Linked DNA regions of Homo sapiens: region 2 is linked to region 1. A link is an interaction called in ENCODE POLR2A ChIA-PET data of the cell type or tissue named here. Cell type or tissue: GM12878. All regions are shown on one strand. Each heading gives the region's core, and the rest is flanking DNA. Links, peaks and the distances in the headings are about the cores only.

Region 1 (4,388 bases), core at 307-4,306:
CTCACAGCCTGGGCTGGGGAGAGTAACACAGCCTCTGCATTCAAAAAAGCTTAGCCCCAGTGAGACAAACAGCATCTACTTTCCTCTACTGAGCTCCAGAGCAGAGGCTAACTAAGCCTCAGCTTCTACTTCTGCCATGAGAGTGAAAATTCTAACTTCACCATGTTGTCGTAAGGATGCCAATTGCAGAAGCCACTTGCTTTGTCCACTGTGGGGGTGCCAGTGTAAGAATAACAGAATCTTTTTATCTTTTTTTTTTTTTTTTGAGACGGAGTCTTGCTCTGTCGCCCAGGCTGGAGTGCAGTGGCGTGATCTCGGCTCACTGCAAGCTCTGCCTCCCAGGTTCACACCATTCTCCTGCTTCAGCCTCCCGAGTAGCTGGGACTACAGGCGCCCACCACCATGCCCTAATTTTCTGTACTTTTTAGTAAAGACAGGGTTTCACCATGTTAGCCAGGATGGTCTGGATCTCCTGACCTCATGATCCACTTGCCTCAGCTTCCCAAAGTGCTGGGATTACAGGTGTGAGCCACTGCGCCTGGCCTTTTTTTTTTTTTTCTTTGAGACTGAGTCTCGTTGTGTCGCCCAGGCTGGAGTGCAGTGGTCCAATCTTGGCTCACTGCAACCTCTGCCTCCTGGGTTCAACAGATTCTCCTGCCTCAGACTCCCAAGTATCTGGGATTACAGGCGCCTGCCACCACACCTGGCTAATTTTTGTATTTTTAGGAGAGATGGGGTTTCACCATCTTGGCCAGACTGGTCTCAAACTCCCGACCTCAGGTAATCCACCTGCCTTGGCCTCCCAAAGTGCTGGGATTACAGGCATGAGCCACCGAGCCTGGCCGGAATAAGATAATCTTAAACAATCATGGAGTGCTTAGCTAGTGCCAGACACGGCACTGCAGGCTCTACCTACATCGCTCCATGAAACTTTCATAAAAAACCCATCAGGAAGGTGTGATTATTATCATCTCTGTTTTATAGTAGAGAACACCCAGTCTTCAAGGGGTAAAAAATCACTCACCCAAGGTCACACAAGCACCAGGAGCCAGGACTTGAACCAAGATCAGTTTATGCCAGGTTCAAACCCTTAAGTCCAGTGATTTGATTCATGACTAGAAGCAGCATAATGTTGTGGGAAAAGTACAAAAACACCTATCAGCTGTGACATCCAGTTTTAGTTCTGAACAGACTGCACATTAATTTGTTTAAATAGCCATGATAAAATGATGATAGCACTCATTTGTTGAGCATACGCTTTTCTTGCAAGTATCACAATACTGATAACAGACCTCAGAGGAAAGTATTATTTTCCTGACTTTATAGATGAAAAAACAATCTCAGGGCCGGAGGCGGTGGCTCATGCCTGTAATCCCAGCACTTTGGGAGGCCAAGGCAGGAGGATCGCCTGAGGTCAGGAGTTCGAGACCAGCCTGGCCAACATGGCAAAACCCCATCTCTACTAAAAACACAAAAATTAGTTGGGTGTAGTGGCAGGTGCCTGCAGTCCCACCTACTTGGGAGGCTAAGGCAGGAGAATCGCTTGAACCCAGGAGGCGGAGATTGCAGTGAACTGAGATCGTGCCATTGCACTCCAGCCTGGGAGACAGAGCAAGACTTCGTCTCAAAACAAACAATCTTAGAGAGATTGTTTGAAACTCACACAACACGTGAAATGTGGCTGATCCAAATTGAGATGCTCTGTCTGAAATATACACCAGATTTCAAAGACTTAGTATCAGAAAGAGAATTTAATATTTCTTTTTTTTTTTTTTTTTTTTTGAGACGGGGTCTCACTCTGTTGCCCAGGCTGGAGTGCAGTGATGCGACCTCAGCTCACTGCAACCTCTGCCTTCCAGGCTCAAGTAGGTCTCCTGCCTCAGCCTCCCGAGTAGCTGGGACTACAGGGGCCCACCACCACACCCGGCTCATTTTTTGTATTTTTGCAGAGATGGGGTTTCACCACGTTGGCCAGACTGGTCTCGAAATCCTGACCTCAAGTGATCCGCCTGCCTCGGCCTGCCAAGCTGCTGGGATTACAGGTGTGAGCCACCATGCCCGGCTGAGAATTTAATATTTCATTCGTATTTTTATATTGATGACATGTTGAAATGATAAAAAAAAATTTGATAGGTTAAAGTATATTAAAATTCATTTCATCTGCTTCTTGTTTTCTTCTAATATGGCTACTAGAAAATTTAGAATTACATATGCAGGTCATGTAATATTTCCACTGGATAGCACTAGAGGACTTTTTCAGTGCCTTGGCTACAGGGAACAGGCCCCACCCACTCCATGTGACCTGAAACCAAGCTCCTTTATAGTTAGGGGCCTTGCACTGGGTAAAGGAATCATCCCCCATACACACCCACATATCTTCACACTGCAGGTGGAGAGTCCTGGTGGTGCATCCCCACCACTTCCTCCCTGACTCCCATCTGCCTCTGGGCCAGCCTGTGTCCCTGCAAGACGTGACTGTTATTTTTAGCACTTGCCGCCTCAGCACAGCTGGCTGGGGAGCTTGCTGGGCGTGGGCCAGCCCCAGGACTGCCATCTCCCTGCCAATGGGGGTCTCAGGAGAACTCGATTGTGAGGCTCTGGGGCTTCTGAGAGCCTGTGAGCAAGCTCCCAATATCCCTGGCAAGTACATATGATCGTAATCCGCATATTTGCAGATGACAAGACCAAGGCGAGGAGGTCTCTACAAGCTAGGAGGTGGCAGCGCTGGGGCTTGAAAGCAAGTCATCTAGCCTGGGCCTTCTTCCCAAAGGCCTAACACTTCACAGGGGTGGGCTGTGGGCCCTGCCCACTACACTCTGGGCAGATGCCAGGTCTCGTGCAGCCTTTCAGTGGGGGCGTGTTATACCTTATAAAGTATCCTACACAAGAGAAAGGGAAACAATCGATTTGGAAGGAGGTGGATAAGTAGATGAAACTTCATTTCAGGGTGTGCAACGCAGCATCTCCAAATGAAGTGGGTTACAGTAATTTAAAAGAACCATACAAACGGCCGGGCACGGTGGCTCACGCCTGTAATCCCAGCACTTTGGGAGGCCGAGACGGGCGGATCACGAGGTCAGGAGATCGAGACCATCCTGGCTAACACGGTGAAACCCCGTCTCTACTAAAAATACAAAAAAAATTAGCCGGGCGTGGTGGCGCGTGCCTGTAGTCCCAGCTACACGGGAGGCTGAGGCAGGAGAATGGCGTGAACCCGGGAGGCGGAGCTTGCAGTGAGTCGAGATCGCGCCACTGCACTCCAGCCTGGGCGACAGAGCGAAACTCCGTCTCAAAAAAAAAAAAAAAAAAGAAAAAAAAAAAAAGAACCATACAAACATAAAACTACACAAAAACCAACACTGTCTCATGGTTCAGAACCCAAGCTTCAGGGTTCTAATCTGTGCCTCATCTGTCCAAGCTTCGGTCTCCTCCACTACACAATTGGCATGAGAGTGGTTAGAGGATTAAATGAGATCATGGACCTAAGAGCTTAGCAGAGTGCCAGGTACGAGTGAGCCCTCAGTAAACACTAGCTAGTGTTATTATTTATCAAGGTTTTATTGTATATCAAGTACCATGCTAACTTGTTACATAATTCCTCCCCTTAAAACCTCACAACAACCTCCTGAGGCAGCTACTTTTATCCTGCCCATTTTACAGATAAAGAAACTGAGGCTCAGAGAGGTGAGGTCACTCTTCAGGGTCACATGGCTAGTGAGGAGCAGCAAAGCTTGGAGTTTTTTGGTAACAGCTTTTTAAAGATGCAATTCACACACCATACAATTTACCCACTTAAAGTGTATAATTTGGCCAGGCGCAGTGGCTCCCATCTGTAATCCCAGCACTTTGGGAGGATGAGGCAGGCAGATCACTTGAGGTCAGGAATTCAAGACCAGCCTGGCCAACGTGGTGAAACCCCATCTCTACTAAAAATACAAAAATTAGCTGGGTGTGGTGGTGCATGCCTGTAGTCCCAGCTACTCGGGAGGCTGAGGCAGGAGAATCACTTGAGCCCAGGAGGTCGAGGCTGCAGTGAGCCAAGATAGCATCACTGCTCTCCAGCCTTGGTGAGAACTTGACTCAAAAAAAAAAGTGCCATTATAGCTAATTAGATAAACGCAACATGAAAGTCACAGGCTTCTCTTTAAGGCAATCACTTGTCCTTAAATTTAAAGCTCAAAACCCTGGGAGAGGGGAGCAAAGTAGAGCTCACTGGGGGGTTCTATGCTTTGTTTTGGGGTTTTTTGTTGTTTTTGTTTTTTGTTTTCTTATTTTATCTTTTTTTTTTTTTCTTTTGAGACAGAGTTTCTCTTTGTCACCCTGGCATATTTTTTATTTTTTTGAGACGGGATCTTGCTATGTTGCGCAGGCTGGTCTCGAACTCAGGC
Region 2 (4,331 bases), core at 1-4,000, 55 kb before region 1:
AGAGGTAAAGAGGAGACAGAAAGATATTTAAAACAAAGAGCATCCAGGAATATTTTACTGGATACTGTGAGAATTGAAGGAGACTTTCAAGATAAATGAAATTCAAGAGGCCAACATGGGGAGGAATGCATTCCAGGTAGGGGAACTGGCTACTTGTGAGTTCTTTGAGAATCCCAAAATTACTATCTTTGAAGTTTTCCAAGTCTTTCACATTTTGTACTTTTCCACAAAGTTAACAGTTGCCAAATACCAAATAATTTTATATTTTACTATATAATGTGGAGATTAATGTTGTTCAACTGTAGAGAGGTTCTTTTAATTCTGGTTATATAAGAGTAATAATAAGTACTTACATAGTTCCTACTATGTTCCAGGCACTTTTCATGTATTAACTCATTTAATCTCACGATGGTTCTACAAGGTAGGTTTTATTATCATGCCCAGTCTTAAGATGAGGGTCTAAGGCCTTATACAGATAACATAAATCATTTTCCCAGAGTCACATAGCCAGGAAGCAGCATGCTTAGAGTTTAACCCAGGCAGTCTGGCTCCAGAGACTGAAGCCTTAACCACATGGATATCACGGCTGTCCACTAGCCATGAACCTCTCAATAGCCACGAGGAACCAGAAAACTTGAGAGTTTATAATTGTGACATTAAAACATGAATGGTATAACCTTACTTGACTTGCATGTCTCTCAGGGGAAGCTGTTGCTGAGAAAGACTCTGAGATTACCTTCATTAAAAAGGTAACCTGTACTAACGCTGAGCTGGTAAAAGGAAGACAGTACTTAATTATGGGTAAAGAAGCCCTCCAGATAAAATACAATTTCAGTTTCAGGTAAGTCACCAATATTTTTCAGTCACTGATCTTCCCTCCAAAACTGAGTATAATTTATTCTTAAATACACTACGTGTTTCTTATGGCCCTGCTCTTAACCAACAAACCATTTTGAACTAAATAATATTAATGTCAAGCAAAGAATGATTTAAAACCATCGTGGCAGCTGAGGACTTAGCTGCCTGATTAACCATCTGAGTGTCTGGACCTGATGATGAATCTGAAAGTACTCACCGGACCTCCCCTAACCACCACACCAGCTCCCTTGATAGTTCTCAGACTGTTTGTAAAGAGGAAAATGTGTAAATATGTATTGTATTATCTGCTTTTAGAAACTAGTCATTGAAATAGATGTACTTTCTGCCTTTAATATGGGAGCCCCAGGCAGCTTTACAATTCCTTAAGGGTTTGTGAACCCTCCCCAGGAGAGGCCGGTACAGAAGAGTTTGGCGGACAGCCTGACCCCTGGGGACCTGACCACAGCTGGGCTCTTATAAAATAAATCAGGCTGGGCACGGTGGCTCACACCTGTAATCCCAGCACTATGGGAGGCCAAGACGGGCAGATCACAAGGTCAGGAGATCGAGACCATCGTGGCTAACACGGTGAAACCCCGTCTCTACTAAAAATACAAAAAAAATAGCCGGGCGTGGTGGCAGGCACCTGTAGTCCCAGCTACTCGGGAGGCTGAGGCAGGAGAATGGCGTGAACCCGAGAGGCAGAGCTTGCAGTGAGCTGAGATCACGCCACTGCACTCCAGCATGGGCGACTGAGCAAGACTCCGTCTCAAAAAAAAATAAAGAAATCAAATTCAGCTTTTCTGTTTTGTGGCCACCTCACAAACACTTTGTTTCTTGGTAGGTACATCTACCCTTTAGATTCCTTGACCTGGATTGAATACTGGCCTAGAGACACAACATGTTCATCGTGTCAAGCATTTTTAGCTAATTTAGATGAATTTGCCGAAGATATCTTTTTAAATGGATGCTAAAATTCCTGAAGTTCAGCTGCATACAGTTTGCACTTATGGACTCCTGTTGTTGAAGTTCGTTTTTTTGTTTTCTTCTTTTTTTAAACATTCATAGCTGGTCTTATTTGTAAAGCTCACTTTACTTAGAATTAGTGGCACTTGCTTTTATTAGAGAATGATTTCAAATGCTGTAACTTTCTGAAATAACATGGCCTTGGAGGGCATGAAGACAGATACTCCTCCAAGGTTATTGGACACCGGAAACAATAAATTGGAACACCTCCTCAAACCTACCACTCAGGAATGTTTGCTGGGGCCGAAAGAACAGTCCATTGAAAGGGAGTATTACAAAAACATGGCCTTTGCTTGAAAGAAAATACCAAGGAACAGGAAACTGATCATTAAAGCCTGAGTTTGCTTTCAAACTGTGCTAAAAAGCCTGTTATTTTATGCTAGATCAGCTTCAACCACACAAAGACAGGCAAATTGAGAGAGATGGAGAAAGTCAGCAGTAGAGAACCTTAACCTTGAGCGGGCTTAGCCTCAGAGCCCTCAGCGCACTGAGAAGGTAGGTGGGTTTGTCCCTGCCCCCTCCCCGTCCATTGCCCTCTCCATACCCCTGAAGGGAGACCCTCTACTCTCTTTCCCTCCCTTCCGGCACATGTTCATTTCCCCCAGGAACCTGCTCTCGCCAACAATTGCTTTACTAAAAGACAGGCCCCAGTGCAGCAACCTGGTGAAAAGAAACTGAGTGGCGGATCGGGAGACCTTTCTCCAGCCCTAACCAGGTCTCTCTCTGAGCCTCAATTTGAGCTTTATAAAAGAGGATACATAACAGAAGTTAATTTTTAAGTGACATTTTGCAGCACTTCAGATCATATTAAAAAGCTCTCGCATATATTCTCATTTAATGTCTCAAGCCTCTCACAAGATTCAGAAATTATTATCATTATCATCCCCATCTTACAGATAAGAAAATTGAGATTTAGGCCTGGCATGGTGGCTCAAGCCTGTAATCCCAGCACTTTGGGAGGCCAAGGCGGGCAGATCACTTGAGGTCAGGAGTTCGAGACCAGCCTGGCCAACATAGTGAAACCCCATCTCTACTAAAAATATAAAAATTAGCCAGGCTAATTTAGCAAGCCTGTAATCCCAGGTACTCAGTAGGCTGAGGCAGGAGGATCACTTGAACCCAGGAAGTGGACGTTGCAGTGAGCCGAGATCATGCCACTGCATTCCAGCCTAGGTGACAGAGTGAGACTCCATCTCAAAAAAGAAAAAAGAAAAAGAAAAGAAAATTGAGGTTCAGAAAAGTAAAGCAGTTTTCCCAACCTAGTAAGGAAAAGAATTGGAAATCAAACCCCAAGACTCTATCTCAGTTTAAATACATCTCTGTTCCACATCACTACATATTGCTTGTTGGGTTGAATTTTCTAACAGTAAGGCAGGATATAGTAGAAGTTTCTTAGACACAGATTAACCAGCCCCACTGAACTATCACAGGAAACATGAAGATGACCTCCGGATGTAACGGTAATTAACAGAGACTGGAATGCATCTCCTTTTGAAGAGTCTGCTTTTTACTAGTTAGGTGAAGCTACACAAGGCCTTGTAGTGTGCCTTTGTAAATAACACTAAGATTTTCCACTTCCAGGGACTAAGGACTTATTTTTCTCTAATGTCAAAGCTCACATTGTAGGCACTCCCTTGGCAAAAACAACCAATGTGTCATGTTCAAGATGCCCACACTCCCTGTCAGCGAGGGGTGAGGAGACCTTCTCCAGAGCAGGCCTCTCGGTGTCTCCTGTCACTTCCTTGCTGGGAGGAGGGAACCACTGGTGCTGCTTCGAAGGCACAGGAGTCTGACTGCCTTTTCCTGAGCACTTTGGCAAATAGGGCAGGCCACAGTGGCCTAATTAACCCACAATGCAGCTGTCAAATATCAAAGAAGGTTTTGTGAATTAGCCTGGCACCATTTAAAATATCTGCCAGCTCCTCTTCAGCTAACTCCTATGCATTTGAACATATTTTCTCAGTGAGGCTTTTGTGACCCTCCAAACCAGGCTGGGCCCATTACCCAACCCTGCACTTCTCCTCCAAGGCACTTGTGCTCTTGCAATGATTTACTTAATCAGATTGAATTATTAGTTTAGCGTGACCACACTGAAAGCTCCACTTAGGTAAGGTCTGAGTCTGTTCTATTCGCCAGTATCTCCTGTAGTTGGCACAATGTCGGGCACATCATAGGGACTCAATAAGTGTTTGTGGATTCCCCTACAGTGTAGAGAATCAGAAGACCCAAGTTCTAGTCTTGGCTTTGGCCCTAATTGGCAGTGATTTGGGACAAGCCTCTTAATCTCTTTGATAGCCTATAAAATAAGGGAATTGGACACTCTAATGTCTCTTTTATCTATAGCTAAGAAGATGTTCTATAATCTTATGATGTGAAACAGGAAAAACCAAACGGCATATAAGCATCCAAATATTGGGCTTATGTATTTCATTCTTTCTTTCTCTCTT

Evidence for each region. Peaks named below come from ENCODE experiments on the same cell type or tissue, not always from the same donor. Only the 100,000 strongest peaks of a DNase experiment are listed, where the experiment ranks them.
Region 2: POLR2A ChIA-PET joins it to region 1 with 5 read pairs; 6 of 35 experiments call an interaction of 5 or more read pairs at or near these places.

What each region holds. Positions count from the first base shown.
Region 1 is chr9:120,895,373-120,899,760 of GRCh38, reverse strand. It overlaps a transcript of PHF19 not described here. Among named protein-coding and RNA genes, the nearest start is that of PHF19, 20 kb to the right of the region's middle. RefSeq lists enhancers at 1,060-1,139, 2,565-3,066 and a cis regulatory region at 2,109-2,817. In GM12878, for the core only: a CTCF peak has its summit at 2,247; a DNase peak (open chromatin) is centred at 2,380; H3K27ac peaks cover 1,479 bases.
Region 2 is chr9:120,950,240-120,954,570 of GRCh38, reverse strand. It overlaps C5 (complement C5), which reads left to right. Exons shown (of 41, transcript NM_001735.3): 40 at 703-841; 41 at 1,703-2,236. The coding sequence ends at 1,832. It overlaps C5-OT1 (C5 3' UTR overlapping transcript 1), which reads left to right and starts at 1,740. Exons shown (of 2, transcript NR_148450.1): 1 at 1,740-2,379. In GM12878, for the core only: no CTCF peak of the experiment used is centred there; no DNase peak of the experiment used is centred there.